5 separate regions of the Mus musculus genome follow, and regions 1, 2, 3 and 4 are each linked to region 5. Evidence: chromatin loops called from intact Hi-C (ENCODE). Cell type or tissue: left cerebral cortex. All regions are shown on one strand. Each heading gives the region's core, and the rest is flanking DNA. Links, peaks and the distances in the headings are about the cores only. Region 1 overlaps Dcakd (dephospho-CoA kinase domain containing). Region 2 overlaps Eftud2 (elongation factor Tu GTP binding domain containing 2). Region 3 overlaps Nmt1 (N-myristoyltransferase 1). Region 4 overlaps Eftud2 (elongation factor Tu GTP binding domain containing 2). Region 5 overlaps Adam11 (a disintegrin and metallopeptidase domain 11).

Region 1 (5,798 bases), core at 1-5,000, 220 kb before region 5:
AACGCTCAGAAAACAAAGCTCTTAAAAAACTGTATGTAGGGACGGAAGAGGAATGTTAGACTGCTTGCTAGTCACCAGGAGGAGCTATACCTTGTGAGGCCGCCTGGAGTTCTTCCTACAGAGACTGGACCTGTGTGATCTGTGATGCTTCTGAGAAGACAGGGGAGGAGTAAAGGAAAACACAGCCATAACAGAATCAAGTGTCACCGTCACAGCCCGAAGCCCGGGCCTCTCTGTTCTGCACCACACTTTTGGGAGGGTGGGTGTACTTCCAAGCAGCTGACAGCCGTCTCCATTCTCCTTCAGGCTCCCCAGCCATAGACGTGTGGCATTTAAAGCTTGCGTCCTCTGTAGTGAGGTTGGCTTTCATAGAGAAGGCTCCTCTCATGTCTGGCTCTCTTCTGTTTTCTCTGGTTGCAAATAAAGGCCTGGAATGGTAAAAATTGTCCCAAGGAAAACTCAGGCTGATTGGCAGGCAGAAAGGCCTAGATCGTGGAGAACAAGGGCTACAGCCCTCTCTCCTGCTCTTGTCAGAGGTCTACTGGTTGATAGGACGAGGGGCCCTGCTGTATAGGACTTGTCACCGTTCTGTGTGGCTACAAGAGAGGGAGTCTCCTAAGGGAAGGTGCTGCCTTGGCCTCTGTTCCAAATTGGGCCAGACCTAGCTGCCCACTGCTGAATCTTGCCCTGGAGAGGGAGGCTGGGATCCATGGTCACGTTTGCTCTGCCCTCAGTGACCGTGATACACAGCTGGCGCGGCTGATGAAGCGGAACAACCTGAACCGGGAGGATGCAGAGGCGAGGATCAACGCCCAGCTGCCCCTGAAGGACAAGGCCCGCATGGCCAATCACGTTCTGGACAACTCGGGCGAGTGGAGCCTCACCAGACGCCAGGCCATCCTCCTGCACGCCAAGCTGGAACGCTCCATGGAGTATCTGCCGCTGCGGCTTGGGTTCCTGACGGGCCTCGCAGGCATCGCCAGTCTCCTCTACCTGCTCACCCGTTACCTCCTCCCTTCCCCCTAGCTGGGTACACCCAGGCAGCAAGCCTTAGGCTTCCTTCTCCTTGGAGGCCTGAGTTAGGTACCATGTCCACAACACTACAACTCTCTTGACTCTGAGACTGGCCCCTGCGGTGGGGCGGCTTTGGAGTGTAACCAGTCTGGGACTCAGCAAAAGAAGCCCACTACCCCCCGCGCCCCACACACACACACCGACACCCCACCCCACCCGAGCCCTACCATTCCTAACTACCACTGCAGAACAACATCCATGGTGGCAGGAAACCAGCGGTTAGCAGGCTCTGCGGCTCTCCCTATGGTTACGACTGTGTAGCCAAAAGTGTCTTGGGCTTGAACCTTTCCAGAGCATCTGCCGCATCATGGCCACAAGCTGTCTAGTGGACCACAGCAAATCCTTCCAGACTGAAGGCCTCCTTCAAATAGAGCTCTCCTGTGTGCAGTGTGGTTCTCCTCCTGGGCGTGCCGTGGCTGGGTCGAGCAGAGCCCTTTGGAGCAGTCCAGCTTCTGATGGAGCTTTCCTCACAGCTAGCCACCACCCCGTGCTCTCGGCATTCCCCAGGCCCCAAGCTCTCCTACCTCTGTGCCTTCCCCACATGCTCCCTGCCCTGCAGTATCTTACCCCTGGCTGCCCCAGGTCAGGCTCCAGCAGCCCCAGACTGAGTTAGGTGCTATAGAGATCACCTTCCTGTCTCATCCAAATCCACGAGAGAATAACGCGTAACCTGGTTGGGTTCTCCCAGACTGTACGCCTCTAGATGGCAGGGCCGATTCATCTCCACTCTAGTGTACCACAGCCTGCCCCACAGGTGCTCAATAAATGGAATTGCTCTAAAATGTCCACTGAATTCCACTTGGCCTTTGTTCACACTGAGGGGGCCTAAGCATAGGACTCTAGTCAGACCTGTGCACCTCTGGGAAGTCGGTGGAGCCGTGGGGAGATCACATACACTCGCCACAGGTCTGCTTTTTTTCTTCCCCAACCCAATTAGACCGGTGCAGACATCAGCCTTCCCGGCCGGCGTCTACAGACCTGCTGATGTGTAGATCTTGTTCGCAGCAGCCTATTAAGGCCAAAAATGAGTGTGACTAATGTGAAGGCAGCAGTGGCCATTCTTAATGCCCCTTTCACAGAGCTGCCTAAGCCTCGGAGAGCAGCTCATTAGCTCCCCGCACATTTCCAAGCAACAAAAAAGGGCTGGGACGGTCAGTGAAGAGCTGTCACTCACAGAGTGTCACAGTGGCCTGCTCCCTCGGGTGGGTGGGGTCGAGCAGAAACCTGGCAGAGCAGAGTTGTGAACCCCAGCGGTGCCCTGTAACTGAGAGACCCATCCTGGAATCCTGTGGAGTGCGGGACACTGCGTGTACAGCAGACCACCAAGGGATTTGGTTAGGAGAGTGCAGACTCGGAACTGCAGACTTTGAGTCCCCTCTCAGGAGGAGCCAGAGACCCAGGTCTGGGGTCCAGCTCTGTCTCCTTACCTTTGGTTTCTGCATGATAAGTTGAGGACAGTAAAAACCTTTGCAAAACCTTGGAATTCAAGCAGGAACTTCCTCAGCCCCTCTCTAAACTGCATCTAAGATGATGCAGAGCGTGAGAGCAGACTGGTCTGGAAGGTGTGCAGAAGCTAGTGTAGCTGTGTGCTGGCCCTGGCCACACCTCAGCTGCCCTCCTGACCACTGGCTAAGGTGGCTTTGGGGAATGGCTGGCTCACTGGACCTGTGCCTCTCCAGAGCAGGTGTCCTCCCCTGTGGCCAGCAGGTGGCAGCACTCACTCAAGCCTGGATCTGGGCCCAAGCCGGAGCCCTTAACTTTACCCCCCACCCCCACCCCCAGGACAGTAGACTGCCTCAGAGCCTCTCTGATCCTGAGCAACAATTAAAAAGTCTCGCCGGGCCCACGCCTTTAATCCCAGCATTTGGGAGGCAGGGGCAGGTGGATTTCTGAGTTCGAGGCCAGCCTGGTCTACAAAGTGAGTTCCAGGACAGCCAAGGTTATACAGAGAAGCCCTGTCTTGAAAAAACAAAAAAACAAAACAAAACAAAACAAAACAAAACAAAAAGTCTCAGATGGGAGTCTCGGAGCAGAAGTGCGTGCTGGGAATCCCAGCCTTAGAGAAGCTAAAGCAAGATTACGAGGTTAGACACCATTGAGTTGCCCAGCCAGATCTTGCCTCTGTCTGTCTCTTCCTCCTGTCCCTGGGCCACAGTTCCTAGCTTGGGCTTCAACCACCCTAAGAGGAGCAGGAGGATGCTGTGTGCACACACTCACCTGCTTCTTGGCAAGCGTTGAAGGATGCAGGCAGCCCCTAAAGCTGCTTCCCTCTCCTGGTCCAACTTGCCCAAGGTTAATCATGGGTTTGCACTTGACCAAAGCACAGCCTGTATCATCTTCAAATCTTCCCAGTTCTGCAAACGGTGTGGGTGATGTAGGGGCAGAATTTACACGGGTTTCAGAGGTGGGTGGAGGCAGGTGCAACCCAGTGCTGTGAGCACCATTCTGGATTCCCAACGATGATGTACTGACACCTTTATCTGCCCTAACTGACAACTCTTCAGATGACTTCTCTATCCTATGGGACAAGGGGCAGGGCAAGAGAAAGCTTGGGAGTAACTGGACAGGAGGATAGTGTCTTTCCCCAGGGGCCCTTGTTTCACAAAGGCACTCGATCTCCAGGACTGGGCGGCAGAAATGACTGCAGGCGAGGGGGGGTTGCATGGATGGCCAGGAGAGGCCCTTGAAGATGGCCAGAGAGGCCGAGTGAAGGTAATGAGATGTGGTGTCCTGCTCCCCTCAGGGAAGGGAGGATGCGGCTGTTGTCTGAAGCTGCACCCAGCTGGGACCCAGAGCCGCCTCTCCTTGCTCTCCACCCCCTCCCTTCCCCATCACTCAGATTCCAATACAATTTCCAGCTAACCAGCATGTCGATAGAACAAGTCGGGCGGCTGGATTGCCGGCCAATTACAGGGAATCATTTAGCTCCACCACAGCTCAGCCCTCCGGGAAGGGGGGCTGGGGGACGGAGCGAGAGCAGGCTTCCGATGGACGTGCGGGCAGGGAAGGGGCTTCCGGCTGAAGGCAGGGAGCCTGCAGCCGATCCCCACTCTCTCACACACACATACCCCTGAGCAGGAAGCACAGGAAGGGGGTGGGTGGGAAGTCTCTTGAGGACACCAGCTGCGGGTCCTCAGCCGCAGGTCCTTCCTCAGCCTCACGCAGAGCTCTGTCTGGATCCAGCTTTTTTTGCGGGGAGATTGGTGCCCCAAGCCATAGAGAAACACAGAGGCTAAAGGCCCACGGGGATGATTCCTGAGGCGAAGTATTGTGCTTCAGGGCTTTTGCCTGGAGATGAGGAAGATGGAGAGCCACAGATAAGACCCATCTGCTCCAGAGAGAACTGGAGAATAGGACGGGGTGGCACTCGGGACCCTACAAAACTCTGAGGGCCTACAAACCTGCAATTCCACAGACAGCCCCAGCATAGGAGAATAGGGGAGGCTTCGAATATTAGAATACCCTGACTTGGCTAATGGATTAAAAAAAAAATGTAGCCAGCCTTTCAGTCTAAAAGGTGGACCATGGAAGTGTGGGAGGCGGGGGTCCTCCTCACCTCCCCAACCCTCCTGCCAGGGGTCCCACCTCAGGCTCCTGGGAAAGGACACCAAGTGGCCTCCACTCTGTCTGCCAAGATCTGAGCTCACTTGGATGCCCCTCTGCCAACCCCATTCCCTCCCTCCCTCCCTCCCTCCCTCCATCCCTCCCTCCCCTAGTTCCCCCCAGAAATGTCTTCAGCCACCCTTCAGTAGCCCATACCACAGAGCCTCTGCCTCCATCTCCCAGTCCCCGATGAAGAGCTCCCCTTTTCTGTCATGGGGCATTCCCCACAAAGTACTGAGCAGTACTTGAGGGGCAGAAACTAGTCTATGGGCCCCAGTCCTCAGTGAACGGCCATTGTGGCTGTTTATCTGGAACCCCAGAAGTACTGTGACAAGTGATCCATCCCTTTCTCCAAGTTATAGCTACCCCACCCCCACCCCCACCCCCACCCCCACCCCCACCCCCACCCCCAGATGCTTCGCCTTCCAATTCCAAAACCTCTCTTCTGCTCTCCTTCGGTGCGGGCCTGGCGTGGATTTCACTGGTGTGGCCCTGGCTGTCCTGGAACTCACTCTGTACACTAGGCTGGCCTCAAACTCAGAGGGAGCTGCCTACCTCTGCATCCCGAGTGCTGGGATTAAAGGCTTCACCTGCAGCTCTTTGGCCCACTCAGTGGTAGACAGATGGGCAGCCGTGGGCAGGGAATAGGAACCTGGGATTCTGGAAGAAGATGCAGAGAGAACACAATTGAGGTCATCTTCAAAGTTACTCTGCTGAGATGCATCCGGAGAGCAGGGTCAGCGCCCAGGGAGCCCTTCTTCCAAGGCCTCAGTTGTAGTGTGCAAGCTCAGACATCGGGGCGGAGGTGTCTGGGCTGGTTCTGTTTGTGACCATGGTTTGGTGCTTCTGGGCTCTCTGAGGTGCCCCCTCTGGCGCAGCCTCTCCCGGGCCGTGCGCCCAGTGCTCGGCGATCCGAAAGAGGGCGCCGATCCTGCCCTCATAAGGAGGTGCCTACCGCCCGCCGCTAGGCGCTCGGCAGCCCGCAGGCTCGGTGCCATCGATCCGGCCGTGGGGACCCGGGCGCGCTGCCTCCCCACGCTTGCTTATCGCTTTTAATTGAAGTTTGTTTGAGCAGAGCGAGGAGCAGGCAGAAGCAGAAACCAAATATTTAGTTGCTGCAA
Region 2 (5,873 bases), core at 580-5,579, 91 kb before region 5:
CTCTTTCAGCCTGAATCTGTCCCCTCCTTTATCATCTGTCCCTTTTTTCCCTAAAGAACTCTGTGGAAGGCTCTCATACGTGCACAAAGTTAACTAAAGGAATTGAGGGCAGTGTTCCACAGGATAAGCCATCCCAGTAGCGCTGTTAGTGTTGTAACAGTTACTGTTGGAGTGAGGCAGAGCACCACTGTTCACAGGATAAGCCATCCTAGTTGCATTGTTAGTGTTGTAACAGTTACTGTTGGAGTGAGGCAGGGTTTTGTTTGGGTTTTGCTTCTTTCAGTGGTTCCATGCTGACCTCAGACTCCACATCATTTGCCGCAGCCTCATCAGTGCTGCTGTTAGAGGCCTCATTGTGGGTTTCAGAGGTTTTTCCCTTCCCTCCCTCCCTCCCTCCCTCCCTCCCTCCCTCCCTCCCTCCCTCTTTCTTTCTCTCTTTCTCTCTCTCTCTCTCTCTCTCTCTCTCTCTCTCTCTCTCTCTCTTTCTTTCTTCCTTTAAGGTGGTTGTGGGTGAGATAGGGTCTCTCTCTATAGTCCTGTCTTGGAATTTGCTATGTAAACCATGCTGACCTTGAACTCACAGAGATCCTCCTGCCTCTGCCTCCTAAGTGTTGGCATTAATGGTATACCACAGTACGAGTGCCCAGCTTTCCCCCCTTTTAAAATACTTATTTCCTATGAGAACTTCTAAATATTTCTTTCCTTTAAAAACAAAACCAAGGGCTGGAGAGATGGCTCAGAGGTTGAGAGCACTGACTGCTCTTCTAGAGGTGCTGAGTTCAATTCTCAGCAACCACATGGTGGCTCACAACCATCTGTAATGGAATCTGATGCCCTCTTCTGGTGTGTCTGAAGACAGCTACAGTGTACTCATATGCATAAAACAAACAAACAAAGAAACAAACAAAAAGCCCTAAACCCAGATTGTTTCTTTTTATTTTTATGACACTCACCTGCTTTGTTTCCAATGAAGGAGGTGAGAACCTGGGGTCTGTGGCCTCTGAGCTTACATCATTGCTTGCTCTTCTCATTTTTCTTTTTTTTTAACTAATTGCCCTTCAATACTGATTAAGGCACATTACCTTGCTTGCTGATGTACAAGGTAGAACAGACCTGTAATCCCAGCTACTCCAAAGGCCCCATCAGAAATTCAAATCCAGCTTTGTGTAGTAGCTCATACCTTTAGTCCCAGGACTGGGAGGCAGGACAGGTGGATGGGTCTCTGAGTTAGAGGCCAGCCAGAAAGGAAGTTATTCGAAGCCTAACTACCAGGGTTACAGAACAAGGATGAGGTCAGCCTGAACAACTTAGTGAGACTTTGTCTCAAAATAAAACTTCAGAGCTAAGGGTATTGATCACCTAGTATGTGAGATATTCAATTCCTAATATTCCTTGCCCCGCCCCCCAAAATTAGTTTTGGGACCGGAAATGTAATTCTGTGGTAGAATACTTGCTTAGTATGTACATATTCTGAGTTTATTCTCTAGCACTGTAAAAAAAAGTATGTGTGCACAGGCCTCTAATCCCAGCACTCAGAGGCAGAGAGATCTCTGTAAGTTTGAGAGCAGCCTGGTCTAAAAGCCAGTTCCAGGACAGCCAGAGAAACCCTGTCTTAAAAACAAAAAACAAACCAAACAAAAAATGTGTGTGTGTGTGTGTGTGTGTGTGTGTGTGATATCTAAAAAATCATGTCAGAGGTCTAGATAAAAAGAAAGAATTACACCCACTACAAGGAGAACCATTTGTATGATCAGTTAGCAGCTGATAAACCCCAGGAGCTGAGGGATTCCTTTGGTCGGGGATAAGTCCTGAGTATCTGTCTGTGGATTTCAGAGAGGCGTCGGCATCAAGAGCACTCCGGTGACGGTGGTGCTGCCGGACACCAAAGGGAAGTCTTACCTCTTCAACATCATGGACACGCCAGGTGGGCCCCTTGACCTTTACTGTCACAGCCTTGTCCACGCTCTGTTTGTGTTCCGTTTCCGCAGTACGGAGTGTTCTTGGTGTTTGTATTCTTGTTCAAGGGTTTCCTTTTCTTTGACACAATAGTAGTCTCCTGGCCTTTGATGTCACATCCATCTTTACAAACCCTGTGGAATTTTAAATTTTAGGAACTTTGTGTGCACACTGATTTCAGTTTATGTTAGGCCCCAGGCCTAGCCATGATGAAATAAAGGTGAGTCAGACCTAACCCCAAAGAAGTGGACAAAGTGTGTCAGGGTGCCGTGGCCCTGCCACCAGCTGTTTCTTTCGTGGAAAGGGCTGACTTGATGCATAAGTGTTTGATTTAATGTCTGGGCAATCTGGGATCTGGCAGACTTGCCTTCAGTGCCCCATCAGGTTCCCATGCCTGGCACTCTGGTGCCCCGGCCACCCCGTCCTCTAGCTGTGCCTTGCCTGGAGCGGCTCGCCATGCTTCCTAGGCCTTCCTTTGCCATTCCCCTGTCTCCAGATCATCATAGCTCCTGCACTGTTGGGTACCTGTCAGACTAAATTGGTGTGCCGACTGCTTTACCGTCTCTATGTGGAGACTTGTATAAAACTTTAATCCCAGGATGGGACTCAAATGGGAGAAGTTTATACACTGTGAGGTGCTGTGGGCAGGAAGAAGGATATTTGGAGTTCATAGGACTGGTTCCTTGGGTCACCCTAGAAGCTAACTGCCTCCTTCCACCAAACGATAGCTGGATATTTGCTTTTCAGGTCATGTGAATTTTTCTGATGAGGTCACAGCTGGCTTGCGCATCTCAGATGGAGTGGTCCTTTTCATTGATGCTGCTGAGGGGGTAAGTTTGTCTGGGCTCTTAGAAACTAGTCCCCTGTTAACATGCCCCTACTAATTCTTCTGAGAGCCAGGACACATGCAAGTTTGTAGGCTCAGGGTTTCTCCAAGTTTAGGGAAGTAAGCGACATTCAGAGTTAAAGATTGTACTTGAAAGTCTATGTTTCTAAACTGAAAGATTGGATATGCTAATAACTTCATTCATACCATTCCGCATGAGACACCAGCAGAGGGAGCCAGAGGCGCCTTATTAAATACTGTTCCGACTTAGTCAAACCTTGTACAAGGAACTCATTCTTGTCTGTGTATGATTTATCTCTATACTAGAAACATGTTCTCTTGAGTCTGTTCCTGTGAGTTGTAGGAAAGTATTTACAGACTGTTTTCTTTCTTTGTTTTTTGTTTTTACTGAGATGAGATCTCACTGTGGGGCTGTCAAGTAGGTTAGTTCTTACGGCACTTGCTGCCAAGCCTGGCTACCTGAGATCAGTCTCTGAGCTTACGTATGGTAGAAGCAGAGAAGCAGCTTCCAAAAGTCCTCTGACATCCATACCACACCATTACAGGAACGTACGCACGCATAAAGATAAATGTAAATTTAAAGCTAAAAAGAGACTGGCAAAGGTTTAACCCCAGCACTTGGGAGGCAGAGGCAGGTGAGTCTCTTAATTTGAGACCAGCCTAATCTATAAAGCGAGTTCCAGGACAGCCAGGGCTACACAGAGAAACCCTGTCTCGAGAAACCATAAAGAAAAAAGAAAAAAAAATTAAAAAGAAATCTCGCTGTGTGGCTCAGGTTGGCCTAGAACTTACTGTCTAGCCCAGGTCTGCCTTCTGAGTGCTGGGATTGAAGATGTGCACCTCTCCACCCAGCATATCCTCATACCTGAGACTCTGGCTGACCCATCTGGGCTCTCAGGTTCCTGTGGCTGACTCTTTCACCCTTTGACATAGCTCGGGTTTTAGTACTTGCTTGTTTTTTTCCACTTTCCCTGCTCTGGTCCTAACACCAGCCATTTCTTCAATGAGTTCTGGCTTCCTATATAGGGGAGACCACTATTTAGAAACAAAGATCTGGGGGTGCTCATTGCTGCTGTGATCCTTCACTTCTAGGCCCATTCACTGAGCACAACTATCTAATGCACACCCACACACCTGTCACTTTTCTGCACAGGGGTGTTAAAAGCATCAGACATTCAAAGTGAATGTAGCTTTGTGTGCCTGTAATCACAGCACTTTGGAAGTAAGAAGATTACTAGAAATCCGAGGCAACCTGAGGCTGCAAACCAAGGCCTTGTCTAAGTAAATAAGTGAAGAAAGAAAGAAAGAAAGAAAGAAAGAAAGAAAGAAAGAAAGAAAGAAAGAAAGAAAGAAAGAAAAGAAAAGAAAAGAAAAGAAAAGAAAAGAAAGAGAGAGAGAGAAAAAGTGACAACAAGCAATAAATGGCTTATTCATCCAGGCATGGGCGGATACCTGTCGTCATAATGGCTCTGTAGGCCAAGGCAGGAAGGAAGACAGCAGATTTACACAAGTTCGTAATGCCCTGTGTCAGAATAGACTAAAAAGGCCTGGGGATGTAGCTCAGACAAGGCTCTGGGTTTAATCCTTAGGATCACAGCAAAAAGAAAAAAGAGATTGTACATCATTCATCCTAATACTTCTAAATCCAATAAGTTCTTCCTAGCCTTCTAAGTCCCTTCTCTGGTGCTGAGACGCCTGGGTCTCCAGTCCTCGTCGTATTTACTTGCTTCTCTGTGCTGCTGAGTAGGTACCCTCTTATCAGTTCTGCATCTGCCGTGGGCATGATCTTCCAGCTGACACTTCACCAGGTCCTCCCCCTTGTACTGAGTGTGCTGAGCGTGTTCTCTTTGGTTCTGCTGTAGATTTTGTGCCCTCTGCTCTTCATACCACCTCTAGACCCTTGTGTTTCTCAGGTGATGCTGAACACAGAGCGGCTGATCAAGCACGCAGTGCAGGAAAGGTTAGCAGTCACCGTGTGTATCAACAAAATCGACCGGCTGATCTTGGAGCTGAAGCTGCCTCCAACAGATGCTTATTACAAGCTGCGACACATTGTGGATGAGGTCAATGGATTAATAAGGTACAAGACCCTGCAGAGACCCTGAGGATTTCCTGTCTTTAGGAGAGTCTGGCTTTTATAAATCTTAATTTTACCCTTGAGCAACTTTTTGGTGTGTGTTGATGAGTTTGTCGGACAACTCAGACAGTACACGTCAGGTTTCTACAGGATTGACTCCAAGCGTAGTCTTATCAGCTCAGTGTCTTAACCAGTCGTGCTGTTTAACACACTTCTGGCTTTGTTGTTAATAGGATCTAAACAAGTCTCACCGTTACCTCAGACCAGCCGTGTTAGGTTGGGTTGCATATTTAAAGCTTTGTTTGTTGTTTATTTGTTGATTTTATGTGTCTGAATGGATCGTATGTATGTGTACCTTGTACGTGCCTGATACCTACAGAAGTCGTAAGTAAGGTGTTAGAGTCTCTAACGGGTCAGAGAGTGGAGAGCGTCTGTGTAAGTGCTGGGACTGAACCTGGGTCCCGTGCAAGAGAAATAACACTGCTCTACATTCTGAGCCATCTCTCAGCCCCAGAGCTCGTGGGTTGTTGCTTGTTTTATGCGTTGGGTGTCTTGCCTGTGCACCATGTTCTGCTTTTGCCCACAAAACCTCAGAAATTAAAGTGGAAAATAAGAGGGTGACACTAAGTGTCACCTGGTCTCTCTGTCTGCGTGCATCCACATACACAGAATACACACCAAACAGTAGTTTGATTTGAATGCCTGAGGTGGTCATAATGGTCCACACCTATAGTCCTGGCACTCAGAAGGCTGCAGCAGAATTGCCAGGAGTTTGAGGTTAACATGGGCTGCAGAATGAGACACTATCAGAAAACACCAAGGCTGGCAGGCTGGATCAGCAGGTAAGGGACTTGCCTATCTGTATCTTGTTCAATCCTCAGAGCCCAGGTAGAGATGGGGGGGGGGGGACAGACTGCACAGAGTTGCTTTCTGACCACTCTCCTATTGGCGTGTGCACACCATACACATCTATCTGCTTCATAAGACGGTAAA
Region 3 (5,873 bases), core at 376-5,375, 280 kb before region 5:
GGCTGGTGAGTGGAAACCTCTCCCACACCCTCGCTCCTGCCCACCACCCCGGGGCACCACTGGCCTCTGGCAGTCGGTAGAGCTTCATGGTGCGCTGCATGGTCATATTTCTGCTCAGATGGGAGAACTTCACTTCAATCAGCTTCCGAGGGTTTAGGGATCGATGCCAGTACCTGTAGGAACATAAATGTCCTGGCCTCAGAGGACTCTGGGTAGTCCCACTCATTAAGAGGACAAGGGCAGGGGACCTCAAGGTGATAGCAGGTGTCATGAGGCAGCCCCTCTCTAGAAGAGCAGCCTCAGCTTCCTCCAGGGGGCCAGGGAATCTTCCCTCCCTGCTCTTCCATTTCAGAAGCCATTCCTTGTTAGATCAGGTGTCTGGGGAGCACAATCCTCTCTCCGGCAATCAGGCCAGGGGAAGGCTGACAATGCCCAGGAGACTGGCAGGCAGGCGCTCGCTCCCCCTCCCGCCTGCTCTGTACTCTCCTGCAGTTATTATTTATGCAGCTCTCTAGGCAGAGAGGATTCAATTGTTTCAAACAACTTTCTAAGATGGAGGTCATCCTTAGATTACACAGGGATCATCAGACAAGCTCCCCTTGATCCACAAAATATTCATAACCCCTCCCCCCACTCTAACTGCTGGCAATCCCAATTCGACAATGTCTAATCTTTCTTCCCACTCCCTGAACCATACTCTCCCTACATTCCGAAATCTTCTCCATCTGCCTCTTTCCAGTACCCCATCCCCAAAAAAACTTGGCCCAGAAAAGGGCAATGCTGTGTCTCGGGGACATTCCTCCTCCCCTGCATTCCCAGGACCTGCAGGAAGCAACTCTTACCTGCAGGTGCCCACAGGCTTTGGCAACACCACTCCGGCAGTGTAAACAGCTTGGAAAATGCCCTCCAGGTGGACCCGCCGGGTGATCTCTCGGATCAAAACTGGAGCCACCCTCTTAGAGCGCAGCTTCTTGTGGACACACAGGAAGTTGATCTCCACCATCTTCTTCTCTCTGAAGAGAGGCAAATTGCTGACTTTCACAACTTTCCCCATTCAACGTAAGAGGAATCTTGCCAAGCAGGCAAACCTCACTCGAAGGGATGCACTCGGCTGTAGTCTCCATTGAGTAGTCACTACTGGGGACCCCACCCACTACCACTTTCTCCTTGGCAAGCTTGCCTCACACCATCTACTTCAAAACAGACGGGGGCGCCTTCAAATGCCTTTCTCTGAGGGCACCCCTAGCACTGCCCTGTGGAATCCTGAGAGTGGGCTGGGAGGCCCACCTGAGGCAAGCAATGGAGAAACCCCAGAGTAAATCAAGGCTCATCTAGATAGGAGACAAGGCTGATCTTGAACCTGCTAAGTAACTCGGGCCAGCCTTGACCCAAGCTTAGATTACAGGTGTGTCCCAGTGCCGGCAGATACTCCAAGGTTTTGGTTCTCACATGAATTTACAGCCTGTACACCCAGAAGATGGCCGCAGATGACTGTGAAACCATCTGAGCCTGAGTCACACTGGCTCCTGCCCATTTCTGACGCTGCTCAGTGTGTCAGCGTGTGACTGGGGCAGGAATGCAGGCGTGGATGGCCTCACTACAGGTCACAGACAAGGCTACCAGCTACAACTTAGAGATAGCCTCACTATGTAGCCTTGGCTGGCCTTGAACACAGGGCTCCACCTGCCTCTGCCACCATGTGCTGGGGTTAAAGGTGTGCGCCACCATGTATGTCAGAACATGTGGTTCTATGACTAGTGTCACTCCCAATACACAGATGCCTCCACTCCACCAGCCCCTCCATCCTCCTCCAACAGTGACTGCGTAGCCTTCCTCTTCCAAAACCGGCAAGATGATGGCCACAGGGCTGGTGCTTACGTGTCATAGATGTGGATGTTTGCTGGGATGGCACTGATGAACCCAACCAGTTTCCGACTTGAGACCACTCGGACCCCACAGTGCCACTGTGGGAGCCAACCTGGTGGCCGGAGAGCCCTGGAACAGAGACAGGGACAGGAGCTGTGGCACTGCTCATAGCAGGCAGGTACTAACACCTGGGGTTAGCAACTGTATTCTCTTTAGGACCAAGACTTCCTGGACACCAACACATCAAGACACAACCGTTTCTCACAGCACCTTCTTGTGCTGCAGATGGTGCCCAGTCTCGCACATACATTCCAGGCAAGTTCCTTGGTACCACACTACAGCACCACACAAGGTTCTGTAGGTCCCCTAGGCTGGCCTGAACCTTGTGACCATTCTGGTTCAGCCTTTTAAGTACAGCCGTATGCTAGGTTCTGTGTTTCTGTTTTTTGAAACAGGTTCTTATGGTGTAGCCTCAGCTGGCCTCGAACACACAGAGATTTGCCTGTCTCTGTCTCTGCCTCCCGAGTGCCGATTTTAAAGGTGTGTGCCACCACGCCCAGCCTTTATGTTCATCTCAAAGCTTGGACTGGAGGTCTTCTACGCAAAGAGCCAGTCGTCCTTTGGTAAGGAACTACACGGTGCTCTGAGACCCTGGGCTCTGTCCCGCCTCTCAGCATCGCTCCTTTCTGCTTTCCCTACCTCCCAGGGTGATCCTGCTCCACTTCAGCCTCGTGCCTCTATCTGCTGAGAGGTTGAGTGTAGCCCAGGATAGCAGATGGTTTATCCAGGATAGACTTTTTCTATAATTGAGCATGCTCAATAACTGGATTGTAAGGAACTTTCTTTCCAATCTTAAGGGCTCTTCTGCTCTTCTCCCCTTGAGAAAGTCACCATGGAGTATATGGTCTTTGCTGGGAAACAACTCTGCATGTCTCCCTCTAGCAATTTATTTTAAGGAAGGTTTCAGTTCTAAACACCACTTAAAGCAAGTCTCCAGATGTACAAACTGAGGGACACAGAGATTTCACACTCAGCGGCTGGCTCTTGGGATCTGCTACCTGCTTTGTCTTCTAACTAGGAGAGGTTTTGGAGACTGGAGACCAGGCTATTATCACACTAAACCTCTGGCTCCTTCGATTTCCTAGCCTCCAGAATCATGAGAAACAAATTCCTATTGTTTCCAAGTTAAATAAAGATATAAAAGACACCCCTTATGACTTACCACAAGAGAAACTCTGGGGAATAGTCGAATCGGAACATATTGTCATCATCTTCCACGTAGTTCTCGTTCAGGAGGGTGTACAGCTCTTTCAGCTGCGGAGAGAGAGGGAGCTCACTGAGATGCTCTGCCAAACGGGGCAACTTCAACTCCACGCAGCGCCAGGCTTCACAGAAGGACAAAGCAAACTACCAAATCCACCCCAGGTCTCACAATCCCTTTCAACCCAGGCATGGAACGTTGGCTTCTTTTAGAACAAGAACCCTTGGTTGCAATAAGAAATGGAACCACTAGAGGGCAGGGTCGCACACTTCAGTACACAGCTGCATCTATAGAACCTGCTAACCAACTACTTAAGATTACCCTGGTCCCCAGAGGAAGCCTCCCATTTTCTGTGAACATGCTTTGGAGAAGTGAGTTTGGGGGCTGATTAAGGAATCACTTACTTCCAGGACACCACTGCCATATTTAAAAAACCAAAAACATGATTGGATTTTTTCATTTAGCCCAACAAACTTTTTCTGCCTTCATAAGCCATCCCCATCAGTTGGCCCAAGTAGAAGAAAACTGGTTTAATGACCTGAGTTCAATTCCTGGAGCTCACATAAGGCAGAAGAGAACTGACGTCACAACACTGCCCTCTATCTCCACAGGGATATATGCTATGGCCCACACCTGCTTCTCATCTCCCATCCTCCCACCCCCACCTCACCAGTAAAAAGCTAAAGAAGGGGGCTGGAAGGGGGTTGGCAAGATGGCTCAGCAGGTAAGAGCACTGACTGCTCCTCCAAAGGTCCTGAGTTCAAATCCCAGCAACCACATGGTGGCTCACAACCACCCATAATGAGATCTGATGCCCTCTTCTGGCATATCTGAAGACAGCTACAGTGTACTTATGTATAATAATAAGTAAATCTTTAAAAAAAAAAAAAGGAAGAAGAAGCATCTGGGCGTGGTGGCGCACATCTTTAATCACAGCACTTGGGAGGCAGAGGCAGGTGGATTTCTGAGTTCGAGGCCAGCCTGGTCTACAAAGTGAGTTCCAGGACAGCCAGGGCTACACAGAGAAACCCTGTCTCGAAAAAAACAAAAACCAAATCAAACCAAACCAAACCAAACCAACCCCTCTGTTCCTAAGACAGGTATGGCAGAACTGCTGACGGTCCTTGAGAGGATCTCTACAATCTAGTTGAAGGAAAAAGGCACTTAATAAATTGGGAGGGTGTGTGTGTGTGTGTGTGTGTGTGTGTGTGTGTGTGTGTGTGTTTCCTTACAGAGAAAAAAATTCTAAATCCCTGATGTTAAAACAGGAGGATAACCAGTGTGGTCATCCTGCAATCTCGGTGCTCAGCAAAGTGAGGCAGGAGGTTTGACTCAAGTTCAAGGCCAGCCAGGGTTACATAATAAGACTCTGACTCAAGGGGAAATAAGAAAGTGGCCGGGGGAGTACGCGGGGGGAGTACGTGGCTCAGTTGGTAGAGTCCTTGTTGAATAGTCCAGTACACACAGAGCTCTGGGTTCAATCCCGAGCCCAGCAATCAGGTGCTGGCGACACACACCTGCTATACCAGCACATCCGCCTAAGAAACAAACCCTGAACACGTGCTGGGCATGGCGGCGTGGGACTGTCACTCCAGCACTTAGAAGCTCTCTGTGATCCCAAGGCCACCTTGCTCTACAGAGCAAGTTGCAGGCCTGCTAGGGCCACACAGTGAGACCCTTTCTCAGAACCAAACCAAACCAAACCAAACCAAACCAGAACTAAGTACATGGATGCATTCGCACCCACACTTGGGCACACCCGGTTCCTGCTAAACACACATGAAGAATGTGAATTAGACACTGGGGAGACGGCTCTGTGGTTAAGACATCTGCTGCACTTCCAGAGGACCCCGGTCACTTCCCGACACCCAGATCACATGTTCACAACCATCTATAATTAGCTCCAAATGTAGCGTTGGGCCCCACATGTCCTGTGCTGGTTAGTCTTGCCAAATTAACACAACCAAGCATATCTAGGGAGAGGAAATATTATTTGGGAAAATGCCTCCGTAAGAGTAGACTGTTTCAGGGGCTGGAGAGATGGCTCAGAGGTTAAGAGCACTGACTACTCTTCTGAAGGTCCTGAGTTCAAATCCCAGCAACCACATGATGGCTCACAACCATCCATAATGAGATCTGATGCCCTCTTCTGGGGTGTCTGAAGACAGCTACAGTGTACTTACAGATTATATATAAAGATAAATAAATAAAAAAGAGTAGACTGTTTCTGTCTTGACTTCCTGTTACTCATGGCGTGTAAGCTGAAATAAACCCTTTCCTCCCCAGGTTGCTTTTGTTCACGGTGTTTTATTACAGTAACAAAAGTCCTGAATAGGACAGTCACATACCCACATGCAAGCTCACCTTAAATCACTAGTAAATATAACAACAATAAAGAGGCAGCTACTGGGGTTGAAGCTCACTGTTTAGAGTGCTTTCTCAAGACATGAACCATTATTAAAAATGCACAAGGTGCTGGGTCGCCACTGAGGAAAGGCGTGGAGGGCAGGACCCTCAGCAGCCCAGGTCACAAGTCAAGCAAGGTACGGACAAGAAGCCAGGCAGTGTGTCAAATGCCTCTAATCCAGCATTTAGGAGGGAGAGGCAGGTGGTCTCTGTGTTCGAGGCCAGCCTAGTCTACATAGTGAGTTCCAGGATAGCCAGTTACGTAAGAGAGAGACAACTTGCCCCCAATACAAAACAAAATAAAAGAAAACCAATGACAAGCAAAATAAATAAACAAAAT
Region 4 (5,873 bases), core at 540-5,539, 78 kb before region 5:
ACTCCATTTGGAAACTGTGATCACTCGAATCCTCTTCTTGGCTTCTACTTTGTCTTGGAATTTAAGCAATGTACCCTTGGGATACTCAACATTCTCCCCCTTGGTCACTCACAATGCTTCCTTTTCTCTTCAGGAGAAAGTTCACCAAAAAGGCTCCCAGCAGCAGCTCCCAGAGGAGCTTCGTGGAGTTCATCTTGGAGCCACTCTATAAGATCCTGGCCCAGGTGAGTGTGGGCCGCCTGCCTCACGCCTGCTCAGTCATCACTTGCGTGTGTTTATAGTGTTTGTGTGGGGCATGTGCATGTGTGTAGGCCGGAGGTTGATGTCTGTGTCTTCCTCTTTAACATTCGACCCACTTTTTTTGAGGCAGGATCATACACTAAGTCTAGAGCTCACCACTTGCCTAGATTGCTTGGCCAGTGAACTTCTCTAGCCCATCTCCATCTCTCAGTGCTGGGATAGGCTATGTCTACAAGCACACCCAGCTTGTTATGTGGGTATTGGTTCCAGCGCAGGGCCTCATGCCTTCACAGCGTGCTCTAAGACATCTCCCCACCCCCATCATCAATTATTTATTAAAAGCCTTTTATGGGTGGGTAGGGGAGTGGGGGTGGGTGGGTATGGGGGACTTTTGGTATAGCATTGGAAATGTAAATGAGCTAAATACCTAATAAAAAATGGAAAAAAAAAAAAAAAAAAGCCTTTTGACCCAGGAGTCACACACCCTTAATCCCAGTCCTGGGAAGGCAGAGGCAAGCAGATCTAAATTCAAGGCCAGCCCAATTTACGTAGGAAGTTCTAGGACAGCCAGGACTTGTAGAGTCTCAAAAATTGCAAAACCTTTTGGAGGGCTGAAGAGACAACTTAGTGGTTAAGTTCACTTGTTGCTCTTGTAAGGAACCTGAGGTCACTTTGCAGTACCTCACAATTATGTGTGGCTACAGCCACACATTTGTAATCTGCCTGGGACAGTGAGGCTCAGAATTCTGTGAGCACCTGTTGGGCAGCTCACAAGCACCTGTAATTCCAGTTCCTGGGTATATGGTGCCCTCTTCTGGTCTCCTTGGGCATCTGCATGCATATGGTATACACACCCACCACACTCAATGCATTTGTACATACACATAAAATTAAATTAAAATTTTAAAAAGTTTTGGAGGCTGGACATATAGCTCAGTGTGGTAGAGTACTTGTCTATCATACACAGGGCCTGGGAACATAAGCCTGTAATCTCAGTACTTTCAGGATTTAGGAATTAGAGACATGAAGATCAGACTTCAATGCATATCCTTAACTACCTAGTGAGTTAGAGGCTAGCCTTGACTACTTGAGACCTTGCCTCAAAAAACAAAGGATCTGGGGGGGTTGGTTCAGCAGTTAAGAATATTACTGCTCTTACAGAGGACCTGAGTTCAGTTAAGCGCCACTCACGGGAGGGGCTGGAGAAATGGCTCAGTGGTTAAGAGCACTGACTGCTTTTCCAGAGGTCCTGAGTTCAAATCCCAGCAACCACATGGTGGCTCACAATCATCTGTAAAGGGATCCCATGCCGTCTTCTGGTGTGTCTGATGACAGCCACAGCAACAGTATACTCAGATATATAAAATAGAAATAAATCTTTAACAAAGGAAAGAAAGAAGAGAAAGAAAGAAAGAAACTAACTAACTCACAGGAATCCACCTGTCTCTGCTTCCTGAGTGCTAAAAATAAAGGTGTGTGTCATTATACCCAGCTAAGGAAGATGTTTATCATACTGTTATCTATAACTGCTAGAAAGAAAAGTCTAGAAATATGTTAAGTGTTTATATCATTGAAAACCTGTCTAAGTTAATCACGATGTATCTCATAAAATGAAGTATTTTGCAGTCACTAAAAGAATGCCTAATGCTGGGTTCTGTGGTGCACACCTGTAGTCAGCCCTGAACTACTAGGGAGGCTGCAACTGAAGGAAGATGACCAACTTACACAACAGTGAGAAGACCCCGGCTCAAACAACAGTTGCTTGTGCTGTGTCTGTCTGTCAGAATGGTTGTAACAGCTTCATTGTGACCATCTCAGAGCACATGTGATGTTTTTGAGGTTGACAGGGTAGTAAGGATGTAGTTGCCTGGTCATGGAGCCTGTAGACTCTGGTGTCAAGATGCTGGAGCGAGAGGCTCAGAAGGCAGAGGCCAGCCTGTGCTACAGTTAGTTCAAAGATAGCCTGGGCAACTTAGTTGTTCAGCCCTGTCTCAAAACAAAAAGTTAAAACAGGGCTGGAAATAAGTTAAATGTTCATCTCATTGAAACCCTGGCTGAGTGAATCATGGTGTATCTCCATGAAACATTTGCCTCACGTGTGATTATCCCTAGGGTCAGTCTGCAGTGCCACACAAGAAAGAAGGTGGGAGGGAGGGAGGGAGGGAGAGGGGGAATTAGGAAGGCTGTGGTTAGGCTTTTGCGATGCTTCAAGTAGAGTATAGCACTGTGTTTAATGAATTCGTGCTAAAGCGCCGAGCTGTGGAGGTGAAAGTACCCTGCAGGAGCGTTCATGCAGATCTTTCTTCCAAGACAGGACTAGAATATGCAGGCTGTCCAGTCAGTGCTGTGTACAGTGGATACACACGTACGGATGGATGGTCACATGCACACACCGTGTGTGGCCGTTGCATCCCACAAAAGAAGAGAACATAGCAGCAGAACAAAATAATGACTAGAATTTATCAGTGATAGAAAACACTTAGGATCTCGTGTCAGACTGGAATGGATTAATAAAAGAAATTTATAGAATCTGCCACTGTAGAGAGACCTTAAGTCTGCAGAGGATGATTTAGCCTAGCTCTGTACTGACAGGTGGCCTTTTTTGGTTCCTTCCAGTGTAATAAATGAGCCTCCAAATCTGGGCAGTGTTTAGGTAGGATGGCTCAGACGCCAGGGGGCAGCACTGACAGTGTGTGGAGACCTGACCAGGTCAAGGCTAGGTAGCATAGACTCACTCCTCCAAATCAGACTGTTGTTGCCCAGAGCCCTCCCCGCTGGAGGCTCCTTGTAAGATTTGTCTCGGCCCCCTTCGCTCATGTGGAATACTTCTCTAGGGTTGTCACTACATAGTTGACCTTCTATGTGCACAGGTGGTGGGTGATGTGGACACCAGCCTGCCAAGGACCCTGGACGAACTTGGCATCCACCTCACCAAGGAAGAGCTAAAGCTGAACATCCGCCCCCTGCTCAGGCTGGTCTGCAAAAAGTTCTTTGGCGAGTTCACAGGTAATAAAGTCGTTCAAGGCCCGTGACGTTACTGTCCTTGGCTGGCAGAGTGGCTCACGGCTGCAGTGCTGCAGCTTGGCAGGTAGGTGAGGATCTTAGGACACTCTGGGCACATGATGCCTCACCGTGAAAAACAAACACGATCCTGTGTGTGTCCTCCCACGGTGGCTTGGAAGCTCTCTTCCCTGCAGGGGCAGCAGAGTCATGATAGTATTTAAACCAACAACAGGGTTTTCCCAACTGTTTTCTTTAGTTGCTCCTTGTGTTGGGAAAAAGGAATTCAATTTCCCATGCAGGTGAAGCAGATGGTGGCAGGCCTTGGTCCATTTACTGGGGTCAGGAGGAAGGTGTCTAGGGATATGCGCTAGTTGGGAAGATGCAGGTGAGGACTCAGGAGATGTTTGGTTTTCTTCATCACTGTGACAACACCTGATAGCAACAGTTTATTTCAGCTTGTGCTTTGAGAGGGTATAGTTCATTGTGGAGAGAAAGACATGGTGGGATTCACGATGGTGACAGTGGACAACTGGCTCCTGACATCTTCACAAACCAGGAAACAGCCTAAGCTACATATAGAGCCAGACTGTGACACAAAACCTGTTTCCCGGCCACCTACTTCCTCCTGCAAGGCCCACCTCCTAAAGGTTCTGCAGCCTCCTCAAACTGTACCCCTCCTGGGGAGCCTGTGGGGAAATGTCATATTTGGTCAACCCCCTTCCCATCCTGCTGAGCCCCATTCTTGTCTCAGTTATGTAGAAGCCAATAAGACCTGAACTCATTTTTGTTGATTTGAAGACATGGTCTCACTATCCAGTCATGACTGGCCTGGAACTCACTATATCAACCAGGCTGTCCTAGACCTCACAGATCTGGCCACCTGTGCCTCATGAGTACTGAGATCAAAGGTATGCACCACTCACCTGGCAAGATCTGAGTTTTTATTCTGGCCTGCAGTTTTCAGGGGGTAACCAAGCCAGCCTCCTAGTTCTTCTGTGACTGATTCTCGTCTGTAAATAAGGACAAGTGTTCAGAAATGGTAGCTCATGCCTTTGATCTCATCACTTGATAACTGATGTAGGTTTGTCATGAGTTCAAGACCAGCATGGACTATGTAGCATTTTCCTGAATTATAGAGCAAGGTACTGTCTATAGCTGTGAAGCTGGCAGTGGTGGCACACGCCTTCAATTCCAGCACTTAGGTACAAAGGCAGGTGGATCTCTGTGAGTTCAAGGCCAGCCTGATCTGATCTAAAAATAGAGTTCCAGGATAGCCAGGGTTATATAGTAAGAACCTATCTCAAAAAGTGAGTAGTGGAGGGACAAGGAAAGGTTCCTTTTAGCAATCATGGATTCTAAGTCTGGTGGAAATCTGATGTCTGAACCTTTAAAGCTCATATTAACTCTGGACTGGCCATCAGTCTGAAGACACTGGACCCTAGTCAAAGCAGATGTGCTTGGTACTAGGACTGTGGCTCATTTGTTTGATCTCCAGACTGAAGAAGAAAAAGGTTTTACCAATCCCAGTGTCCTAATGAGCAATCTCTCTTTCAAGGCATGTTAATGGGCTAGGGAAGCAGAGTAGCTTTCTGACTAGAAACATGCAGTGTTTCTCAGGGCAGGCTGGTCAGTTGAGGACTGTCCTAAGTAAGTCTAAGGAGGACACATGGGGAAGTTATCTGGCAAAGTGCAGAACTCAGCAAATACTTGTGTTCAATAAAAGCATGGTTCTCTTTAGCGATAGAATGTTGTAGAGTCTTAGTCTGCTGTGAACAGACACCTTGACCAAGGCAACTCTTATAAGGACAACATTTAATTGGGGCTGCCTTACAGGTTCAGAGGTTCAGTCCATTATCATCACGGCAGGAACATGGCAGCATTCAGGCAGGCATGGTGTAGGCAGAGCTGAGAGTTTACATCTTCATCTGAAGGCTGCTAGCAGAAAGCTTCAGGCAGCTAGGATGAGAATCTTAAAGCCCACACCCACAAGACCACATCTCCCAACAGTGCCACTCCCTGGGCCAAGCATATACAAACCATCACAGAGTCTTTAATTTTTTTGTGAGCTAGATTTTAAGGAATTGTGTCCCACTAAGACCTGCTTCTTAAACTTTCTTGATGCCAGGCACTGGTGGCCACCTTTGATCCCAGCACTTGGGAGGCAGGGGCAGGCAGATTTCTGAGTTCGAGGCCAGCTTGGTCTACAAAGTGAGTTCCAGGACAGCCAGGGCTACACAGAGAAACCCTGTCTCGGAAAAAAACAACAACAAACCCAAAACAAATCCTGACATCAGTCTAACTCTAGAAGTGTGTGTTTTCTCCTCATAGGAAATAGATTTCCTTAGAAGTGTTAGCTTCTGGGATGAGTCCATATGTTCCTTCTACCCACTTACCTACGAAGAACGTGTACCAGTGGTATAGTAATGGCTTCCTGTTCTTCCTCCATAGGCTTTGTGGACATGTGTGTGCAGCACATTCCATCTCCAAAGGTGGGCGCCAAACCCAAGATCGAGCATACCTACACTGGCGGCGTGGACTCTGACCTTGGCGAGGCCATGAGCGACTGTGACCCAGATGTAAGGGAGCATGCCCCCAGTGCTGCTTCTGCATCCACAGCGATGTGCAAGCAT
Region 5 (5,873 bases), core at 290-5,289:
CCGAGCCATCAGCTAGCTGCACGTGGCCTCCCCTGGAGAGATGGTATACACAGCCTCAACCCCTGTCCTCTAGTCCCCATCACAGTTGTCCCTTCAACCTCCCCATCCACGGTTCCAGACAACACCTGCAGTCCAACTCCTTGCCCTGGTGGTAGAAGGTGACACTGCTGATGTCGCCCCCCAGATCCCCTAGCCGCGGAGCTCCAGAGATGTTGACGCACAGAAGGAAGCCACAGAGCACATCCCTGTAGGGACACATGGGGTCGATGAAGCCAAATTTCTCTGTAGACCCAAGTACCGAGCCTGCTCCTTCCCCTCTGGCCTCACAGGCTCTTCCTAGAGCCCTGCCTTTACCTCTGGAGATTCCCTGACCCTGGGGCGGGGATGCTACTTACTGCTTACTGCACTGGACCCAACCAGATCCCTTGCGTCCACAGTTTCCACGCTCTGTCCCCTCCACGTTCAGCTTCTCATAGCAGAAACGATCCGCAGCCGCTAGAGAGAGAAAGAGAGAGAGGAAGCATCACCCCACAGATCCCTGGATCCCATCTAGGACCTCAGACCTGCACCTCTAAAACTTGGGCCTAATCCTTAGGCTTGATGCCTAAGGTCTTCAGAAGCCACGTTGGTTGCAGGGCTTGTTCCTTCAACCAGCGTCCCAGCCTAACTCTGAGCTTTGGGTTTTCCCGAGTCTCTGGACTCACCATGGCCCCATAGGGCTTGGCACTGCCGGTCCCGGGTTTTACAGCGGCCTCCATAGCAACGACCCTATGAGCCGTGGGAGAGGAAGCATCAAGACACTGAGGGAGACAAGACTGCACTGAATTCGGACGGAAGGACCCCACCCCTATCCCTCATACCTGCTCATGATCACAGTAGTAACCGTCCAGCTTGTGAAGGTTAGGGGGACACTGGAGAGAGAGAGAGAGAGAGAGAGGCTGGCTGAGCAGGGTAGCCCAGAGCTGAGCTGAGGTTCGGGGTGTGTGTGGGGGGGGGTGGGGGGAGAATGCAAGGAACCAAAAGCTACCCCAAAGGGGCCACATGTCACATGGCTCTTCCACACGAAAGATGGGGGCCTGTTTGGCTCTGTGGATTTGACTGGTAAGTCTCCTAGCTTTTCCAAGCTTCCCCAGTTTCTTGCATCCATTACCCCAGAAGCCCTAGTTAACCCATGTTACGATCCACCAGATCCTTAGAATACACTAGACACTGGGCAGGCGGTAGGAATACCAGTGTCACTACAAATGCTTATTTAATGATTGACCGAACAGAGGTAGGTGGCTCGAAAGACCCCTTTCTCAGAGAAGAAAAAGCTGAGGCTGGTCAGCTGCGGCTACCCCACCCGCTAAGCAGAGAGGACACACAGAGTAGTCAACTCTTCAGCGCCAAACTTATAAGGGAGGGGGCTGTCTTGCTTTGAGCTCCCACAGAACAGATGGTTTGGCAGACCTGGCTTGAGTCGCCGGTGCAGGTCTCTGCAATGTCACACTCATTCACCGCTTCTCGGCAGGAGACACCTCGTGGCTCATACTAGGAAAAGCATGCATGTGTTTCTGGGAAGGATAAATATTTCCCCACTGCCCTTCCAGGGTTAATGTGCTGGAACGTGGGTCCCAAGGCCTGATTCTCATTTCCTGTCCCTCTCCACCCTCAGCAGTAAGGGTGACTCTCCCCTCCGGTCCTCAGCTCCTAACTCATTCCCCATTGGCGCTCTCTTCGGGACAAGGCCCGCCCAAACAGACTCAGCTCTTCCCCATTCCCGCCTCTTATCGAGGGCATCCAATCGTTTCTTTGCTTCTTCCCCCGCCCCCCGCCTCCCGCTCGCTAGGTCCTCACCTTGCAGCGGCGACAACAGAGCCCATCGCTGCACATGGCGTCGTGCGTCAAGGTGCATTTTTTGCAGCAGTTGCCCCCTGCTCGGCTGCACTCCTGAGGGTCGCGGGGAGAAGTGGAGAGGCGGGCTAGCCCCTTCCCACTCTGTATTCTCCCTTCCCGGAGCCCATGCGCGCGTCCCGGGCCCAGACGGGAGCCCACCAGGAGCGCTCACCTGCACCGACCCGCAGTCGCACTCCTCTCCCGCCTCCACGAAGCCGTTTCCGCACTCGGGAGGGTCCAGAAGCTGGAGGGAGAGGGGATGTCGGGAGCCTGGCTGGCACCCTGCCCACCCCCCGCTTCCCCGTTCTCCGCGCTAGTACCTTGAGGGGCTTGTTGAACAGGCAGCTCCCGCCTCCCTCCTGCAGAAACTGGTTGTATTCGTCGATGCTGCAGCGCGAGAACTTGCGGGGCAAATAGAACCTAGACGGGCGAGAGGGGAACTGTGTTGCTGGGGACAGCCCTTCCTCGAGAGACTTGGTTACTACTACAAGGAGACCGAAGGACTGCCCTGAGGTTGCACGACAATCAATCCCATACTCCTGTCTAGGAATGGGTGGAGGACGTCGCTTGCGTTCTTTCTCCTGAACCTCGGGACAAAGAGCCCAGTGTCGGAACGCCTGGGAGGGACGGCGCCTCGCACGAGGCTCGAGCGCCTCCCAGTGGCCAGAGTGCGCCCTGCAGTCTGGCAGTTTTTGGTACCCAAGCATCCCTGAGCTATTTACAGATAACCTATATTCTTGGTTATCCTGAGTAGTCCTGTGAGCTAGGTCCTCTTGAAGCCACCCATCTTGACTGTTAGTGCTCCTCGAAGGCCTCTTCTTACCCCAAACCCTTCCCAAAGTCTGTCTCCAAAACTCACCCAGTGTCCTCCATGATGCAGCCCAGCCAAATGTCTGGACACTTGCAGTCCCCTAAGAGGAGATTTAAGAACACATGAGATATAGAGTGGAGAAGCACCCCCACTGGCCCCTTCTTCATTTCTTGAGGCTCTGTGTGGGTCTGGGAGGGTTGTTGGTACCTGCTGAGCTCCGGTGCTTATTCCACATCATGCCCAAGTTCTGCCCTAGCGTCTGGGCCAGGGTCACCGCCATGGCACCCATGTTGCCATACTAGGGATGGGCAAGACAGAGCACAGGATGTCTGCATGCTCCCAACAGTCACTGGGTCTTAGCAAGCCTCTGTCCTGGCTGGGCCTCTGGGTGCTCACCTCGTTCACACCTCCACCCCGGGACAGTGAACAGATGCCTCCCACGTAGGCCGCCCCGCTGCTGGTGCTCTGGAAGGTTCTACCCCTAGAAGGGAGAGAGTGGTCAGGATGATGTCAAAGGAGCAGTGGGTTCCAGACCTTTCTATCAGCCTGGTGGCCTCAGGCCAGCCCTTCCCCTATTTGGGTTCATTCACCCGTAAGCCAAATGGAGGTTTCAGGGCCTTTAATTGGGTTTGTCCATCACTAGGGTACTTCATCACCAAAGAAGGGGTGACGGGCAGCCTGGCAGAGAAAGGCAAAGAGCACATTCCCTGCACAGCCCAAGGTGCAGAGGATACCCAGCTGGTGCATGTGGCTGGAAGCAGGTGGCAGGTGGCAGGTGAGCTCCACCTGCAGGGTCCCCGAAAAGATCGCCTGGCACAGGCGGTAAGAACTAGCAGCCAGCAAAAGCTGGCAGGGTACAGTGTGGGGACTCACGAGAAGAGGTGGGTGGCATCACTGGGCTCAGGCAGACCCTCCCGCCGGTAGACCATAAGCCGGGCCAGGGTCTCCAGTAGGTCATCCTGCACCTGGATCTTGTCCCCATCTGCCCACGTTTCCATGGCAACCAGAACAATTCTTGTGTTGAGCTGTTCCTTGTATATCTGGGCCCAGAGAGAAGATGGGGGAGGGGCTGGAGGGAGGCTGCAATCTATATTTCCAAGAAGTGGGGGGAGGGGGGGGTCAGTGACTGACAATGACTCCTGGATGCCTGCATGTGGGGGAGAGGGAGAGGGGAGTAGGGACGGTGCTTACCACATCTGCCAGGTTCACAACAGATTTTGCAAAGTTGCTGGTGAGGACCACTGACTGCCGCATCTGCTCAAACTGCCGAGAGAAAGGTGGGGTAAGAAGGCAAGGCTCCCCCGGGCCCCTCATCCCAGGGTCCCCCCTTAGCCCGGGAACTTACCAGCTGGTGGTCATTGATTACAATCAACTCCACATACTTGGTCTCGCTGTGCACTGTGGGGTGGCCCCTGCGGACCTGGAGGGCGGGTAGGCACTTGGAATCAGTCCCCTCCATGAGCAAACCATGGGCAGACTTGTGGGGAGGGGGCATTCTCGTCCCCAGTCAGGGATGGTGCCAGCCCCCAACTGGCCAGGAAATACCATCCCTCCCAGCCTGGAAATGAGAGCAGAGGACCCCAAAATGGGGACCTGTGTAGACACCAGTTCTAGGGAGGAGTTGAGGGGACTCTTTCTGGAGATAGTTCCCTGGCCCCTGACCTCATCGCTGTGAGCTCTCCTTTGCCCAGCCATAGGAGGGGATGACCTGCCTTGGACCATCTCTAAGGTCTTGCAGCCCGAGGCTGTGCGGGCCCCGTACCTGCCTTTTCCTTCTTAGCTTGGGCCAGTTGGGGAGAGCAGACTGGGCAGGGACAGCAAACAGGCAGCCTGTGGGGAACAGTAGGTAAGAGGGGCCCGGCCGTCCAGCCCCACCCCCTTCCCCTCTCTTACCTGGCTCCCTGCATCCAAGGGGGGCTGGGAGGAGAGGGGTCCGGTAAATGAGGTGGGGAAGGGGTCCCTGAAATGAGGGGATTTAGTTCTTGGGGAGCCAACCAGATCTGCTCTGAGCCCAGATTGGGGGCAGCTCCTGCCCTTCCCCCACCCCACCCCGGGGATGACCCAGAACTGGCCAGAGCTCCCATGTCGGATCTGATCTCCCAGATGCTCAGATTCCAGGGTCAAGACCTGGGGGCGCCCTGAGAGACAGGGGCAAAGGACACTGGAGCCCAGTGAGAGGTCACTTGGGGGACAGAGGGGACATTGGAGATGGGGGCACAGAAGGTAGGAACCAGAGCTGGAGTCATCCAGGGCAGTGGGGCTGAGGTTACTGGAGGGGCGGGGGAGGAGGTGCCACAGCTGTCGGGGGCAGTCACAGCATGGCCATCAGAAGGAGGGCAGGAAGGCTCTGCTAGCCTTGTTTACCTGTGGGGGTCCCCAGGGCCCAGCTATCTCCTTAGGCTCTACGATGTAAGTCAGGTTGCCATCAGAGAAGACCCCACTGTAGAGAGAGGCACGGTTCGCCACCATGCTGGGCCAGGCACAGGCCCCCACCGCTGCTGAGTGCCCCCCACTCACTCCCCCCCCCCGCTGCCGAATGCCCTCCCCCACTCACTGCAGCCCCTGGCATGTAGAGAGTGCAGCAAAGGACTGTGGGTTGCCCCGGAGTTTCCCATGGTAGTAGCAGTGGTCTCCAGCCCCCTGTGGAGTGGGAAAAGCTGTGAACAGGACACCTTGGTCCAGCATGGAGGCAGCAGGACAGTACAGGGGAGGGACTGAGGTCTCAGGAACACTAGGGCTTTAAGCTGGTTCTGTCACCCGTGAGCAAGCTCTTAACACTTTCTGGGCCAGCTTCATCTGCCCCGTAAAATGAGGACACTAGGCCACAGCAGCAGCTCCTGGCTATTTGTTAGGCTGGTAACAGATCCCAGACTCCTTTGAGACCAACAGCTGGCTCTTACATAGGACCTGCCATACCCCAGGCCCTGTCCTGAGCATGCCACCTACAGTGTGTCATTTAACCAGAACCTGCTGTAGATGCACCCCCCGCCCCTCACACACAAGCTCACAGGCACGTGTGGTCTGCAGCTGGACAACTGTGCGTGGGTTCTCCGGACCTGCTCACAGGTCAGAGGACACCAGCAGCACCCGCCTCTCCCAACCCCGCTTCCTGCAGAATTACTTGTGCTCCAGTTACAGAACAGGCTTGTGGGGGGGGGGGCAAGCTATTTATAGACGCTCATTCATC

The links. Peaks named below come from ENCODE experiments on the same cell type or tissue, not always from the same donor. Only the 100,000 strongest peaks of a DNase experiment are listed, where the experiment ranks them.
Region 1: a loop joins it to region 5, with 2.0 times the contacts of the local background. A loop is called at or near these places in 14 of 42 quality-filtered maps.
Region 2: a loop joins it to region 5, with 6 times the contacts of the local background. A loop is called at or near these places in 29 of 42 quality-filtered maps.
Region 3: a loop joins it to region 5, with 2.1 times the contacts of the local background. A loop is called at or near these places in 2 of 42 quality-filtered maps.
Region 4: a loop joins it to region 5, with 3 times the contacts of the local background. A loop is called at or near these places in 32 of 42 quality-filtered maps.

Annotation. Positions count from the first base shown.
Region 1 is chr11:102,990,109-102,995,906 of GRCm38, reverse strand. Dcakd (dephospho-CoA kinase domain containing) reads left to right here. Exons shown (of 5, transcript NM_026551.3): 5 at 735-1,851. The coding sequence ends at 1,026. Gm34620 (a long non-coding RNA gene) reads right to left here. Exons shown (of 4, transcript XR_389059.4): 1 at 5,233-5,798; 2 at 4,143-4,362; 3 at 3,292-3,428; 4 at 1-428. Among named protein-coding and RNA genes, the nearest start is that of Gm34620, 3.1 kb to the right of the region's middle. In left cerebral cortex, for the core only: CTCF peaks have their summits at 77 and 2,767 (motif pointing right); a DNase peak (open chromatin) is centred at 2,776.
Region 2 is chr11:102,861,621-102,867,493 of GRCm38, reverse strand. It overlaps Eftud2 (elongation factor Tu GTP binding domain containing 2), which reads left to right. Exons shown (of 28, transcript NM_011431.3): 8 at 1,834-1,924; 9 at 2,704-2,786; 10 at 4,717-4,883. Among named protein-coding and RNA genes, the nearest start is that of Eftud2, 16 kb to the left of the region's middle. In left cerebral cortex, for the core only: a CTCF peak has its summit at 3,012 (motif pointing right); a DNase peak (open chromatin) is centred at 3,020; H3K27ac peaks cover 359 bases.
Region 3 is chr11:103,052,505-103,058,377 of GRCm38, reverse strand. Nmt1 (N-myristoyltransferase 1) reads right to left here. Exons shown (of 12, transcript NM_008707.4): 5 at 3,089-3,180; 6 at 1,879-1,995; 7 at 843-1,013; 8 at 65-173. Among named protein-coding and RNA genes, the nearest start is that of Gm42090, 7.8 kb to the right of the region's middle. In left cerebral cortex, for the core only: a CTCF peak has its summit at 3,380 (motif pointing right); a DNase peak (open chromatin) is centred at 3,371; H3K27ac peaks cover 807 bases.
Region 4 is chr11:102,849,130-102,855,002 of GRCm38, reverse strand. Eftud2 (elongation factor Tu GTP binding domain containing 2) reads left to right here. Exons shown (of 28, transcript NM_011431.3): 13 at 134-224; 14 at 3,111-3,246; 15 at 5,692-5,819. Among named protein-coding and RNA genes, the nearest start is that of Higd1b, 16 kb to the right of the region's middle. In left cerebral cortex, for the core only: CTCF peaks have their summits at 1,044 (motif pointing left) and 2,921 (motif pointing right); a DNase peak (open chromatin) is centred at 2,921.
Region 5 is chr11:102,770,688-102,776,560 of GRCm38, reverse strand. It overlaps Adam11 (a disintegrin and metallopeptidase domain 11), which reads right to left. Exons shown (of 27, transcript NM_009613.3): 5 at 5,241-5,326; 6 at 5,051-5,126; 7 at 4,580-4,646; 8 at 4,449-4,516; 9 at 4,032-4,106; 10 at 3,878-3,949; 11 at 3,560-3,726; 12 at 3,083-3,167; 13 at 2,894-2,984; 14 at 2,735-2,786; 15 at 2,196-2,295; 16 at 2,048-2,119; 17 at 1,837-1,929; 18 at 1,450-1,530; 5 more. Among named protein-coding and RNA genes, the nearest start is that of Adam11, 12 kb to the right of the region's middle. In left cerebral cortex, for the core only: CTCF peaks have their summits at 1,526 and 2,536 (motif pointing left); DNase peaks (open chromatin) are centred at 1,759, 2,532 and 3,547; H3K4me3 peaks cover 1,158 bases; H3K27ac peaks cover 937 bases.